Regions from separate parts of the Homo sapiens genome. Here region 2 is linked to region 1. The links are chromatin contacts, found by Hi-C or POLR2A ChIA-PET in ENCODE. All regions are on one chromosome and are shown on one strand. The core of a region is the stretch at or near the end of the contact, and the rest is flanking DNA. Distances in the headings are between cores, read along the strand shown.

What was found. A loop is a pair of places that touch in the nucleus more often than their neighbours do. ChIA-PET counts read pairs that join two places held with the same protein, here RNA polymerase II (POLR2A). Pooled maps may share reads with other maps.
Region 2: a loop to region 1 is called in a map with no recorded cell type, with 33 times the contacts of the local background. The contact joins two enhancer-like sites. A Hi-C loop is called at or near these places in 1 of 37 single-sample maps with no recorded cell type and 6 of 50 pooled maps. POLR2A ChIA-PET finds 5 or more read pairs at or near these places in 1 of 52 experiments (activated CD4-positive, alpha-beta T cell).

The regions. Positions count from the first base shown.
Region 1 is chr2:8,083,990-8,091,745 of GRCh38, forward strand. The region is part of intron 7 of LINC00299 (long intergenic non-protein coding RNA 299); the gene reads right to left. Among named protein-coding and RNA genes, the nearest start is that of LINC00298, 110 kb to the left of the region's middle. RefSeq lists an enhancer at 2,486-3,685. Within about 2 kb of position 3,327, at least 2 of the 41 ENCODE cell types and tissues checked have a DNase peak (open chromatin) inside an H3K27ac peak, as active enhancers do.
Region 2 is chr2:8,536,617-8,544,372 of GRCh38, forward strand. No RefSeq gene overlaps it. Among named protein-coding and RNA genes, the nearest start is that of LINC01814, 43 kb to the right of the region's middle. RefSeq lists a cis regulatory region at 1-1,252 and enhancers at 6,778-6,827, 6,838-7,127, 7,102-7,608, 7,609-7,756. Within about 2 kb of position 3,240, at least 17 of the 41 ENCODE cell types and tissues checked have a DNase peak (open chromatin) inside an H3K27ac peak, as active enhancers do.

The DNA.
Region 1 (7,756 bases), core at 2,077-4,576:
TCCTTGTCCATTTGTTGAAGTATTGAATATAATGCATACGCAGGACTAGTATAGTGCCTGAAACAAGGTAGGTACTTGATAAATTGAAACTCTTATTGTCCTCCCTCAAGAATGATACAGTATAAACGTCAGTTACAAACACTGACCAAGCACCAGCTATGTACTTGGATGCTTTCATGACCTCATCCCAGTTAATCACCATAACAATCCCATAGTGTGCACCTTGAAATATCCATGTAGTTGGTGAGGAACCAAGGTTCAGAGAGAACATGCAACTGATCCAAGGTGAAGGCAGGGTCCCCTTCTCTTGCCTCCCCACCCAATTCCAACACACACACACACACACACACACACACACACAATCTGAATAAAATGCCACCTATTTTTCTTATGCCACTGTAGAAGGGCTAATTTTTCTTTCTTTCTTCCCCCGCACCTTATTTTATTTTATTTTTTTAAATGGAGTCTTGCTCTGTCACCCAGGCTGGAGTGCAGTGGCGCAATATTGGCTCACTACAACTTCTGCCTCCTGGTTGAAGCGATTCTCCTGCCTCAGGCTCCCAGGTAGCTGGGATTACAGGCGTGTGCCACCACACCTGGCTAACTTCTGTATTTTTAGTAGAGATGGGGTTTCACTATGTTGGCCAGGCTGGTCTTGAACTCCTGACCTCAAGTGATCCACCCGCCTCAGCCTCCCAAAGTGCTAGGATTACAGGTGTGAGCCACCACGCCTGGCCAGAAGGGCTAATATTAATATCAGACTCTTTCACTCACTCTCCTCTTCATGACTTGTAGGAATGGAGAAAGTGTGGCATCTGTGATCACAGCCCTACTGTCTGCACCCTTCTGCCTCACTCTCCTTTCTTGATCTCTCTGCAGCTTTATACTAAAACCATTTCAGTTGTTTGCATGGACAGAGAATCTTCCAGCTGTGTCATTCTTCCTTCTCTCCCAGCCTTCCAGCCTTGGGGAACTCATTCGTTCATGCAAGGGGCATCTTCTATTAGTGTCTACTGAGCGAGGCACCCTGATAAAGACTCAGAGATGAACAAAGCTCAGACCGTCCCCTCAAAAGTCCATGCAGTCTTATGAGGAATGAAAGGATGTGCACCCAAGGGACTGCAGTGACATTTGAGAAAACATTATTAAAATGCTTGAGCTCAGACTGCAGGAGCTTGCATGAGTGAGTCTACCCCATGATGGGGGAGAAGAGGCAGGATCAGGGGAGACTTCACACAGAAAGCAACTTTTATAACAGCTTTATTGAAGTGTGATTGATATACAAAAACTACATGTATTTAATGTGGACAATTTAAATTGGATGAGTTCGAATATATGTAAACACCTGTGATACCATCACCAAAACTGAGGTAATAGGCATAACCAACACCCCCCAAAGTTTCCTTGTGTCCCTTTTGTTTAGTTTTGTGTTTGTGGCAAGGACGTGTAACATGATATCTGCCCTCTTAACAAATTTTGAGTTGACAATACTGTGTTGACTAAAGGCACTATACTGCATAGTGTAGTATAGATCTCTAGAACCTACTCATCTTGTAGAACTGAAACTTTATACCCACTGAACAATTCATTTTGCCCACCCAGTCCCCCACCCCAGCTCCTGAAAACTACTATTGTATTCTCTATTTCTGTGAGTTCAACTCTTTTGTCTTTGTTTTGTTTTGCTTTTTTGTTCAGATGGGGTCTCACTCTGTTGCCCAGGATGGAGTGCAGTGGGGCATTCATGGCTCACTGCAGCCTTGACCTCCCAGGCTTAAGCGATCCTTTCACCTCAGCCTCCCAGGTAGCTGGGACTACAGGCACATGCCACCATGCCAGGCTAATTTTTTAAAATTATTTTTTGTAAAGACAGAGTGTCACTATGTTGCCCAATCTGGTGTTGAACTCCTGGGCTCAAGCTATCCTCCCATTTTGGCTTCTCAAAGTGCTAGGGTTACAGGTATGAGCCACTGCGCCTGGTCCAAGAGTTTGACTGGTTTAGATTCCTCATATGAGTGTAATCATGCAGTGTTTGTACTTCTGTTCATAGCTTATTTCACTTAACAAAATGTTTCACAGGTTCATCCATGCTGTTGCAAATGTCAAGATTTCTTTCTTTTTTAAGGCTGGGTAATATTCTATTGCATAGATACAGCACATCTTCTCTACTCACTCATTTGTGGATGAAAACAGGTTGACTGCATTTCTTTACTGTTGTCAATAATGCTGCAATGAACATGGAAGTGCAGATATCTCTTTGAGATCCTGATTTCAATTCTTTTGGAAATATACCCAGAAGTGAAATCACTGTGTCATATGGTAAAGCTGAACTTTGATGAATGCTGTATTTCACCAAGTAGAGAAAAAAGAAAAGCATGGGGTGCCTGAAGCATAGGATGGTGTCCTAAAGAGACCCTCGGCCTTTGCAGCTTCACATTAGTAAGCCCTGCTGACACTGTGCAATGTCTGGACATCATTGGGATACTACATTTTGAGAGGGAATAGGGGCATGCTGAAACCTTTCAAATGACTCATGTCTCTTAAGTCCTGGAAGTGCTAACCCATTGCTATTGAAAGCACAGAAACTCCATCTGTCCCCAGATATAATAGACACCATGACAACACTCAGGGGGAGTGAAAGCATAAGTGGAAACCGGGGCCAGAAGATCCTGGCTCAGTGAATGGTGAGTCCTTGGATGCTTGGTGTGATTAATGGGTGGGTTGGGATAAGGGTGGGGAGGAGAAGAGGCTGGAGGGGTGAGGAAGAGGCAGCCATGGGGACAGGCCCTAGGAGAGACATGTTGGGCCCATGCCGCAGAGTCCTTGAATGTCATGATAAGATGTCCAGGCCCCTCATCTCAGATGCAGTGGGGAAGCTCTTTGCTTGTCTTCACTGGCACTCCACAAGGCAACCTTCTCCAGTCACTATCAGCCCCAGGGAAGTTCTGCTGACATTACTGGCAAAACCACTCTCCTCTGTCTCTGTCTCTGTCTCTTTCTCTCTCTCTTTCTCTTTTCCCTTTCTCTCTCTCTCTTTCACACACACACACACACACACACACACACACGCACACACAAACACACAATTATTTGATTATTTGTCAGTGAATCTGTAATGGCTCTCTCCATAGACCCTATGTCTAGGTTAAGAAACTGTATCTGACTTAGTTAATTATTTTTCTCACTGTGCATGTAACATATGTAATTTTTAAAAATAAGGAAAAAGAAAACAGCTCTAAAATTACTATGTAAAGTATGATTTTGCTACTTCTTGGTGTACTTGGTGTACAGCTCATGGTGAGTCACAGTGTTGCATGACTCCATGGGCAGGAACCTAAATATCCATGAAGCCACAAACCACAGCTCACCATTCCCTAGGATCTGCTAACTCTTCCCAGCCCACCGGACAGAAGAAATGCCTGGCAATGTGGTGGCAGGTAACAAGCAGACACACGATGCTGAAGACCCAGTCATCAAAGAGCCTTTACTTCCTTCTGCAAAGGCAAGACTCATGGCAGACGTGTCCATGCACACCAAGTTTGAGAGCTGCCATGAGACTCCCTTCTGTTGTGAAAAATACTCATCAGGCTTTTCAGAACTCTCTGTGCACCCCCAGCATAGCAGTCAGGAGAGAGATAGGAAATGTCCTCCGCACTTTGGAGCCCAGCTCTTGCCAAGAAGCGTTACAAAGTCTTCTAGCTGGCTCTGCTCTCCCAGCACAATTATTCAGGCCCTGGAGAAGAATAGAAATGATGCTTCTGCTGCCACTCCCTTCCCACCAGAGGGTGGTCAGCTCTGAAAGCTCCCCAGGCTGAGTAGGATGACCAGAGGAGAATCTGCCTAGGTCAACTCTGCCCAGGCTCCTGATGCCCATGCTCCAGCCAACACCTTCCAAGTGGACTGGCTCTGCCACCCAGCTGCTTGTGTTTCTTCCTATATGTTAAGTCTGAGCATCTAACTCATCTCTAGGAAGGGAAAATTAGAGCTTTTACTATATTCTCTATTCAGACTGTCTAAAACAGATGGGTCTGGTGTGCTGCTGAGGAGGTGGTCCACCTGATGTGACCTGGAGGTGGGGTGGAGGGAAGTAGCATCACACTGAGATTCATGAAGACACCAAAAAGCAGAGTCGGTGGGGTAGGGAGTGAGCAGAGCTAAGAACTGAGTCCCCAGGGAAAAGCTTAGTCCAATTCACCCAAGAAGAGGATCTTAATGAGTTGCTAATGTCAAGGGATTGGAGACAGATATCAAGACAGAGCACTAAACTAGGGGTGTTTTCAACAAAAATATGATCCGCAGCAGAGGGATATGGGTTTCACCGGGTTCCCTGGCCAACAACCTCCATGCAGCTTATAGGGTGGCAACCTACAGTGTCCCCTTATATTGTCACAGCTTTGGGGTGAGAATCCAGGCCTTCCTTTACAACATGTTTAGCTTCCCTGAGAAAGCAAGAAATAAAAATCAGACAAAAAAGAGGCCGGTTTCTCCAGGTGATAATCAAACCATTAGTTTTCAGTCTAGAAACACCTCAGATGAAGATGCAATATGGGCAACGCTCAGGGATGGGTTGCTCCAATCACAGATGTAGCTCCAGATGGAGATTTTGTGGATCATGGGCCCCCAGCAAGGGGAGGCTGTCAGCATGGCCAGGTTCAGGCCTGATATGAACAAGAGTCCACTGGCCCAGACTTTGATCCATAGAGTTTTTCAGTTATCAGGTCCTAGCATTCCAGAGGGAAGGAGGCAGGTGTCCCCAGCACCTAAACTCTTGAAAGCCAGAAACTCTTCAAGCACCATCCAGTAATACCATAAACATGTGTACAGAGTGAAGGATGAGGTGGGAGAGCTTTTCAGTGGTAATCATGACACACAAAACAGACTAATTATGATAATCTCATCCAAAATCCAAACTCCTAAACCAGCAAAATGATTTGGGAAGACATGCAGAATCTCAGAGCCCACTGCCTGGTTTAACATTTGGTTTCAACACTGTATGCCCATGAGACTTTGGGTTTATAACCCATACTTCTCTGCCAAACTCAGCTCAAGTCCTGTCTCTTCAGAAAACCACCCCTTATTGCTCCTAGCTGCTTTTCTGATCCCCTGCTCTTTTAAAGTCCTAATGCCCTTGAGGCGTATCTTACAATTCAGTACTTGGTGAATTCTGTCTCAGGCTGTTGTAATTGTTCTAGAGGAGAAAGCCCTGTTACAAAAGGTTTGCCAACTGTAAAAGAGTAACTTTCTCTCTTCCTCAGCAATGAGAACAGTTCAAAATATACTGTAGATTGTCAAGAAGGCCTGTGGGTTGGCTGAACCACGTAGATGTAGACCTCTTTTACACTATAGCCAGAGCAATTGTAATTCCATCGTACTAAACCACTCTCAAGGCTGAAGTTACATGTAATAAAAGGACCTGTTCTGGCTCCAAAACAGAGCTAAGCACCTCGTCCTTCTATGACCTGATGTTGTGAATGGCCTCACCGTCTGTCCTCTAACACAAATCAGAAATCCAGATTTGATCATTATCTTTGATTCTTCCTTCCTTCTTCCTCAGCCCCTAAAACCAGTTGGCCCCCAAGCCTTATCAATTCTTACCTGTTCACATCTCTCAGATGGTGTTATGCCTCTCCATCACTCCTGTGACTGAAGTCACACCCTCATCATTCCAACCAGCTTTTGTGCACAACCTCATCATGCCTGTTCGTCTACTTCCACACTGAATGATTCATCCGCCAAATCTCCAATCCATCATGCCTCTTAAAACGGTTTAAAGTCGTGTAGTTGCTTCCCACTGCTTCCAAGATTTGTTTATCTACTTATCACCGTGTTCAAGGTCTTTCATCACGAGCTCCTAGAGACACTTCTTATCTCAGTACCCTTTGGCTGAGTCACATTAACCAATTTGTAATTCCCTGAGGTCCATGCATTTTATGCAACAGTTCTTGCTCTGCAATAATCTACCATCTCTTCGTCCACTTCTTAAGGCTCTGTCTGTCCTTCAAGTCACCACTCAAGCATTTTCTCTTTGTGAAGGCATTCCCAGAGTAGGATAGGAATCTGCATTCAAGTAATTCTCTACTAACATTAAAGCACTTATTACCTCGTGTTGTCATTATGAATCTTATTGACCACCTTGGCCATTATTAAACTACACACTTGCCCCTTTTAGATCAGAAATGGTATCTCATTCATCTGTGAATCCTCAGAGCTTAACCCAGTGCCTGGCTCAATAAATGATTATCAAGTGCATGGATGAATAGAGAAAGAAAAGAATGAATACAAGAATGGATGAAAAAGTGACTGAGCAAAGGAATGAGTAAGTGAAAAATGAGTGACAGCGCAGCACAACCCTTTAACCAGCTCTGCAGTTGGTTATCCATTGCATGTAAATGCCGCAACCGTGGGCTTCTTCTCATTGCCTGAGTTACCCCTGGGCAGCTTCATCTACTTCTTTGCATTAATGGCCTCTTGTAGGTTCTCCCCTCTAATAATCTCTATTTCCAGAAAATGGGCCCATGAGTTTCAGACTCGAACATGCACTTTAGTTGTACATCCCCATGTGGATGTTCCACAGACACTTCAAATTCAGAATGTTCCAAATTCATGATCTTTCTTCTATAACTCTGTTATTCGTGTTTCCTTTCTCAATGAAAAGCATCATTTCTGTAAGTGCAATCCTTATTTCTCCAAATTTCAAACATCCACATTCTATCAAGCCCTAGTATGTCTACCTTATAAATATCTCATACCACACCGGGCTCCCTCCAAACCCGCTGGCATTACTCTAGCCCAGGAAAGAACCCTGGCCCTCCTGGATGATTCCCACTGTCTCCTGGTCTCACTGCTTGCATTTTGTCCTGCTCAAATCTACTTTCCACCCACCAGCCAGGCTGCCATTTCACAATGAGCTCACCCCAGTGATTAAAACCCTCCAGTTGTTTTCCAGTGTCCTCTGGCTAAAGGCCAAACTCTTTTAAAAAGTTTACTGTGCCCTTCCTGATCCCTCACCACTCAGCCTTGAACCTGGTAACTCACTGCCTTCTGTCTACCATAATCTCCAATTGTGTTAAAGCACTTTCAGCTCTTCAAAGACAGGCTGTCCTCTGGGGCTCCAGGCTGACTCACATATGGCTCTTTCATTGTGAAACACCCTCCCTCATTCTGGCTACACAGCCTGCATGACTCCTGGCTCAGCTGATCTGTCACCTCCTATAAGAAGCCTCCCCTGCCCACTGGGTTGGGGCCCCTCCCATGTCCTTCTGTGAGAGCCTGCACTTCCTGTTTCATAGGAATCATAGGACTTACCACGTGATTATAGCTTTCGGTAATATGTCTTCTCTACACTCTGAGAACCATAACTAAACCATTAGATGACGGATCAGGATAGTGTGTGTGTTTGGAACTGTTGATCATTGAGCAATATCCATGTGAGCCTTTTCCTTTGATGCAGGTGACTGATAAATTTTCAGTCTCACAGTAAGTGCTCTGTGAGACACAGAGTCAAGGTGATTCTCTCGTACCTTGAGACCCATCTGTGCTTCTTTCTCCTGTCTCTGAGCCCCTCCTGTATGAAAATGATAGGGAGGCACTTGGAGCTCCAGGAGATTAGATACTTGATCAATCCCATGTGTGATTGGATTTCCAGCATCTAGTAAGGAAAGCTCTAAAAGAATATGTATAGTATATTGAATGAATATTGAACATTTGAACATTTGACTAATGAACAGACACTCACCAAGGACCTGTAACATTTTAGAAA
Region 2 (7,756 bases), core at 1,990-4,489, 450 kb after region 1:
GGCCCAGGTCCTCCGCCTTGTCATCCAGAGAACAGGACTAATGTTCCCTTTAGCTCCTGGTTTGGGGGTGGGGGAGGTTTGTCACGCAGCGAAGAGCAACGGCCCAACTGAACTCAAGATAGGTAACATCTATCACTCTCTGCAATCTGCAAGCTCGTCACTCTGCCTGGGAAGATTAGATTAGTAAGCACCCGGTCATCGGAAAAATCCAGCTCCAGATACCTAATATCTTGTTTTCTTCCGTCTGTGCCCACAGTGTTTGTGAGGCTAACTTGGCTGGCATTTTTTCAAGTGTAGAAACAAAGCAGGCAGCTTTCTCCTTTCCAGGCAGGGCCTCCCCGACTTCAGTCATCTCCCACCCTTGACTCTTCCCCAGACACCTCCTCCAACCCTCTGAGTTTTCCCAAATGGGGCCCAGGCCAGACTCCAGCTATGTCTTGGGGCCCTGGGCACCAGGCTTCCCCTCCCTCCCCTCGTGTTTGCTGATCATTGTCATCAACCCTGGGTTTTCCTGAAAGAAGCACAGCCCATGTGTCTCAGGGTCCTTCTCCCATCTCCTCTTGGCCTCTTGGCCTCCTGGTAGGCTCCACACAGCAACACCAGCCCCCACACATCCTGACCCCTACTTCCCAGAATCGGTCATTTGGCAGGATTTGAAATCATCACTGCTTCCAGGCCTGTTTGCCTGTCACACTCTTGGGAGAGATTATTAAAAGCATAATTTTTAAACAGACAAGAGCAAAGCAGCCCCTTTGGCTAGGGTCTGATGGCTACATCACACCCTCTGGAGAGAAGTACGGCAGTGAAGTTCTGCAGGCGACTCCTGCCGGTCTTGGACGTGATGGGAACTCAGGAGGTCACAAGGCCCCTCAGCCATTCAACCTGACATCGCCAAAACTGGAGGTCTCCTGGGAAGCTGTCTTTTTCATCTCCGTTCCAGGAGCAGAGTAGGACTTGCTTTCTAAGCTGGGGCTCCTCAGATGGGGCTGAGGCTGCAGAGGGTTGGGAGAGCACGAGTCTGGGCTGGGCTGTCCCTTCCTCCCACCCTGGGCCCTGCCACATCACTGTCAGCTTGCCAACACCCCCTGACCTGTCTGTCCACGTGGCCTAAGCTTTCCTGTCTTTTCAAGCCAGTCTTAACCTAGGATCAAAGGGTCCAACTCAGGCAGAGACTCACCTCTTGTAAGATACTGCCTCAGGGGCGTGACTGCTCTTGGTGAAAGGGGAGAAAGTGAAGGGGGCTCCTGCATGGGTGGCAGGCTAAACTTGCTGATGCCAGGACTCAGCTGCTCTCAGGGAAACACAGGACCCCAGGCTGAACATTTTCAGAAAGATCCAATCCAGCCAGCCAGCCCCTTCTGCTGGCAAGTCAGCTCCCAGGGCCTGGGCTCCCAGGGAGAAAGGAATCCAGAGACCTTAGGCAGAGAGACATCAGGCCAAGGGGGGACCGAAAATTTTACATCTTAAAAATACCTCAGCTCTTTTCTTTCTCTGGTTGAAGTTGTTGAGTCTTCTGCAAGTCAACTGCAAGTGAATGCCTGGACCAATGGAAAATGCTCGGGAGGGCCCCAGCCAGGCTCCCACTGAGCCCAGCTCCTTCTCCCTCAGTCTCCTTCTCTCTGTGTCTCTCTGCCAGCCCCCACCCTCTCTCCTCTCTCCCTGTCCTGGCCTCACTATGCTCCCTGTAGGTGTGTGCATTTCTGTCTTTGCTCTCCTGCTCCATGTCTTTCTATCTCTCTCCTTTCTTTCTACCCTCAACCTCCCCTTCTTAGCCTGGAGGAAGCTGTAATTTAGGGCCTCTTTCCCCAAATGAATCTCTCAATATCTACAAATGTTAACTTCATTAATTTGGGAAGGATTTATCAGCACAGAGGTTAATTGTCTTTCCCTGACATGTTTTTACTGAATACATCTGGGTGACAAAATTAATTTCCTCATTAGCTATTTTTGAAAGTGGAACAAGCTGAGGGGAATCAGTGCAGGGGGAGTTTGTGCCATGTGAGCTGTTCCGGGCTCCCCACGATCTGCCTGGGTGCTCCCTCCCGTCAAAGGTCACGGGGGCCTCCCGGGGGTCTGAGCTCTGCAGGACATCCTGGCTGAGATGGGGTGGAGGCAGGTCTCTCTGGGCCCAAGAGCTCCAGGGATGGGCCTATGCCAAGTGGAGCGACCCAGGCCCATCTGCTTGCCCCAGACCTCTTCCTTTCCCGTGTGGGAAAGCGGCTTCTTGGTGGGACACCCAAACCACTGCTCCTTTGAACAGACTAGGAGACGCAGACAGAAACAGAGATCTCCCAAACAGCCCCAGCTCAAGAGCTGTTCAGCTGGACCCAGGAAGCCAGACCCAGTTATTCTGAGGGCCTTGGGGGTTAGAAGTCTGTGTCCTTCATCGGGCCCTGATTAGCCAGGCCCACAGGTGCTTCCTGGGGTGACTTCCAGCCCAGACGCCCCAGTGTGGAGTGGCCCCAAGACCGCTGCACTTCTCCCTAAGGGAGAGGAGGATGTGGGAGCTGGCCAAGTGCCCAGCCCTGGAATTCAGAGTGGGGACATCTCGAACCACCTACTGGAAAGGTGGCCACGTGCAGGGACCTATATTCTGGTGCAGGTGTCAAGCAGCAAAGAGCCTGGGACCGTGGGCCATGCACTCGGCTTCTCAAGGCTTCGGTTTACTTGACTATGAAGAAAATGGCTGCCCCACTGCCCAGTCCCAGGAACCTCCCAGATCCAGACCCCGAGGCTACCGCTGCCCCTTCTTATCTCGCTGTCACCTGTCTTCCCTCCAGGAGTTGCCCTGCACTTCACTCGGACCATTTCCCCAAGATTGCTCAGGACAAAGTCCAGACCAGGCAGCACCCAGCATCCAGAGCTTCTCCAAGCAGAGCTTCATCCTCCTCTAACCAGACCCTCCCAGGCCAGCAGGCACGAGCTCTTGGCGGCATTCTATTAGAGCAGAGAGGAAAAGAGACCCAGTGGGTCAGGAGACTGCCCTGGACCCAGGCAAGGACAGAGGCCAGAAGCCCATTCCTCTCTGGGCCAAAGCCCCGACCCCACTTGGGGGGTCCCAGCCTCCCATGTCATCCCCAACCACACTGGGGGATCCCAGCCTCCTGTGTCATCCCCAACCCCACTAGGGATCCAGCCTCCTGTCTCATCCCCAACCCCAGTGGGACACCCCAGCCTCCCGTGTCATCCCCGTCCTCGCTGCAGGGCCCCAGCCCCCCATATCATCCCTGGCCCCACTGGGGGACCCCAGCCTCCTGTGTCATCCCTGTCCTCACCCCGGGGCCCCAGCCTCCCGTGTTATGGACCCCTTCCTTTCTAGGAAACAAGGCGTGGGCCGCAGAGTTCGAGTTGGTCCTGAATTTCCTGTTTCTTTAAGCTGAGACATTTTACACACATGGGCACACTCCCCAGCTGCCACTTCTGACCTAGCCCAGAGAATTTCATGCAGCAGCAATTTCAGTAACAGGAAAAACCAGACCCAGGGAGCTATCTGCATGTCACAAGCCAGTCGCCTGGGGCAGGAATAGGACAGGCTGCCAGGCTCTCCCTCCCTGTCTCTATTTCCTTTCTCACGGCCACTGCTCCCTCCTGAAGGTGGCAGCAAGGGCAGGAGGATCCTTGAGACAGCTGGCTTCCCACCCTTCCCTGGGGCCTCCAGGACCACTGTCCCCTCCCCATACCCTCCTACCCACCGTGGAACAACCCTGGCTGCTGTACACACAAGCGGGGACCCTCGCAATTGCCTTCAGTTGGGCTGTGCTGAGCCCTCCTTCCCAGAGACCCTTCTCATCAGCTCCACTCCACTTTCAGCCTGAAATGGTGTCTCTACCATCGCCAAGCTCTGTGGCAGCCCTCCCTGCAGTCAGCCTGCCTCATGCAGGGTTTTCTGAAACAGGAATTCCAGGCTTCTTTGCTGGGGAGGTCAATGGACAGGAGTCTGGCCATGAAGTGGGACCAAGGAGGATGTGCCTCTGCTCCCCAAAAGTGAGAGAGGCACTCTGGCTGGCCTACAGGATGACCAGGAACAGGCCTCAGGGTTCCCCATGACCCTGACTCTGAGCCTGTGGATGAAGGGAATCCGTCATCAGGGGAACAAGGAGGTTGAGGAAGGCCTCCCAGAGAGGCTGATCACAGAGCTGGGTTCTGAAGGATGAAGAGGAGTTTGCAGAGCCAATCAGAGGAAAGGGCATGCAAAGGGAGGCTCTGAGACTTGGGAAGAGCCCAGCCCCACTGGGGAGCCTGAAGCTGCTCTGTGCTGCTGCCACATGCCCTTCAGAAGGGCAAGGGGAGGCAGGTGATGGAAAGAGCCCTGGTGTCTTCCCGTAGGGGCTCTTAGTGGGAATTAGGCAAGACCAGTGGCAGAATCCAACTTGTGGGTTAGGAAAAGACCCTGGGAGGCTGTGCAGAAGCCAGCCCAGGGCTGTGGGAGCCAAGAAAAATTCTACCTTGAAAGTGGGGAGTGCTGGTCATAAGAGACTTTCTTCTAATGTGAGCATTTCCTCTATGAAAGAGAATGGAGGGACATTTACAGACACTGTCAGATGAATTCTCAGAAAACCTTGGGGAGGAAATTGGAAAGCCCTGCCTGCCCCAGGCATGGCAGGCATACCAGGTTCCTGGCTAGTGAAGTGGTTTGCTCAGGAGTTTTTGCAGAACCAGAAAACTTAGATGGAGCCCCATTTTAGAGATGAGGAAACCGAGATAGAGGATGCTTCGGATGACAGTACTTTGGTGCCTGTGCCACGAATAGCACCCGGATCACCCTGGACCACCTGCCTTTGATGTGGCACGGCAGCTGCATACATTTTCCTGTGCAGGCACTTGGGTGGCCTGAGTTGCCTCCAAATTTGGACATCTGGCTGCTTCTTGGTGCCCCCACCTGAAACCCAATCCACCTCTTCCGAAGCCAGCAGATAGTGAATTGCTCAGTAAGAAAAAGGTCTGTGCAAAACAGGAGACTAGAAAGAAACCTCAGTGCCTCCAGGAACCTCACGTGAGCTCCGTTTGACTCTGCAGAAGCAAGTTCCTTGCTTTTAGAGGAGTGACTGTGGCTGGGCATCATCCAGACCTATGTGCAATTATTGGTCGAAGGCGTCTCTCCCGCTAGACGGAAGCGCTCAGAGAACCAGGCAGTGGAAGGTGCATGACTGGGAGGAATGAAGGATGGCCATCCTGAAGTGGAAGGTGTGTGACTGAGAGGAATGAAGGATGGCCGTCCTGAGGCTGCGCTCGAATGGAGGCTTATTTAACATGGAGCCTCGTGCAAAACACCCCGGAGCAGGCCCCTATAGGATTGAGATCGCTCCCTGTGATCTGCTGCTTCCCTCTCCAGTGGTTTTTATCTTTGAACAGAGCAAATCCTGGCTCCACTCAGACCTGCTCCGTGAGAGCCGAATGCAGTCACTGCACCTGGTCGGGGCTGAGGAGCTTCTCAGCCATTCCAACAAGGCCTGGTCATCGAAAAGCCATGATTTTCTTGCATTCTGGGCCTTGTGACTTCTTGAGACGGGAAAAATGAAGCGCTGTTCCACGATTTTGTTCTCAATCTAAAGGACCATTGCTTTGGAAAGTGGTCAGATTCTGCTTTTGGTTGATTTTAGGATCCAAAACTATGGCGATGGGAAAAAGGAAATGCATTTTAGGATTTCAGGTATTGTCTAAAATTTGCACATGATTATATCCTGCAATCTTAATGGTTCATGCGTCTCATGCTCAACCAAGAGCCTCTGCTGGCCTAAATGATCAAAGCATTTCCAGGAATTATTCAAGAAAAAAAAATCTGCTCCCGTCACTCACCGGCTGAAACCCCCTCAGTGGCTCCCACTGCCCTCAGATGCAGTCACCCTCCTTACTGAGCTTAGTGAGGGCTGCACTAAGCACTTTGCATTATTCTCTCATTGAAGTATCACAACAATCACAAAAGGAACTATCATTAAACCCATTGCATGGATGAGAAAACTGATCCTTAGAGAGGTCAGGGACTGGTTCAAGCTGACTGTGCTGTACAGTGTCAGAGCAGGGATGACCCCAAACCCACCAAGGCCATTCTTAGCACCCGCAATCTCCATGACCATCTCCTAACTCTCTCCCTCCCCCTCATCTATTTCCTACCCATGGATGAAACTGTTTGTGTCTCACCTACTACTACAGTGAGCCCCTTCTGCTTACCTCCCTGGGCCCCAGGCTGGCCCCACTGGGTGCTCCTGGCAGCAAAGTCCATGTCTGATTAGGGAACTTCTTATTAGGAGGCTTCCTTGTTTGCTTTACCCACCTTCTCCAGACTGGGACCCCTGGAGACAGAGCCCTTAGCTCCCGAGGCCAGGTGGTCCCTTGCTGTGCCCAGCACAGATCCTGGTGCCTGGGAGGAAGGCAGTAAATCTGTGTGAAGTGGGTCATTTCATTCTGCATTGGAGGATCATTTTCATGCTCCATAACCCACGGCTATCAATAAAATTAATATTAGCTTCCAGTAAAGTCTAGAGAGGTGCTTCTCACACTAGAGTAGGCAACAGGGCCACCCGGAGAGTCAGGTAAAACTCGGAGGCGCTGGCTCCAGAGGCCCAGACAGGTGAGGCTGTGTGGCTGGTCCTGCCCCCGCCTCTGAGGGGCACTGCTCGGCAGCCAGCAGCCCACCCCTGAGTGCAACACTCAGCAACCAAAGGCACCTGGCTGGGCGATGACTGACAGTGAGGCAGCTCCAAAACTCCCTTCCACAGCATTTACAAAACAGACACAAAGTTTTCTATTTGGAGGAGTCATTTGCTGCAATGGGGGTTTTCCCTTCGTTTTTGGAAATGCCATGAAATAAAATGTTAAGTGTGACTCCAGTATCCTAATCTGAGGCACAGACAACTCACCGCAGTTACACCTCAGAGAAAACATGGGGCTCCCCGGGAGAGGGGCCTCACTCAGCCTGGAGTTATGTTCTGACTTCTCAAAACATGAAACCATTTATATTGGCTCTGGCACATTCAAAAAAAAAAAATTCCCTTATGTCACATGCACGCGCGCGTGCACAGAGATCAGCTTTCGGTTCACAATGAGTGTGCCCCTGGGTCTTTTCTGTGTCTCACTCATTGAAGCCTGGGGGACCAGGCCCTGGGGGACCGACGGGGTGCCTCCGTCTGTGCTCCTTGTCCCTGTTGGCCAGAGCTGGTGAATCACCCGGCCCCAGCAGCCTGCGTCCTTTCCCAATTACCGTAGCTGTCAGAGCTGACTAAAAAACCAGTAGCAGCTGGCAGGAAATGGGTAAGAAAACTGACCACAGATAAACTGTAGGACTCTACAGAGCAGTGGCAGATAGACTCGGGGACAGGAAGTGGAGCTGTTAAGACTCGGCCCTCGCCTGCTCCCGGGCACCTCAGGGCCATCGAAGGGCGCGTGCACCTGAGATGCTGCGGTGCTCGCGTCACGCAATGACCCCGCAGCAGGCACCAGCCACGGCCCCCGAAGGGAAAGAAGCAGTCAGGAGTGGCGGAGAAGCACCCCCAAAAGCCCAGGCCTTTGAGACTCCTGCAAAGGCAGTGGTTCTGCTAGTCCAGGGGTGATGGAATCGCAGCCGGCAGAGCCTGCGCTGTTGAGGTCAAATGACCTGCTGGCCGTGCATTGCCTCACCCGGCTCCCTGAAGCCAAAATGACCAGCTCTCAGGCAGGGAGAGGCCACCACACATTGAGAACAGTGCTGGTGTTGAGGTGGGGAGGCGCTTCTCTGTGGAGTTACAGGTCCAGCGTTTTCAATACTCCCACCGCGTTTCAG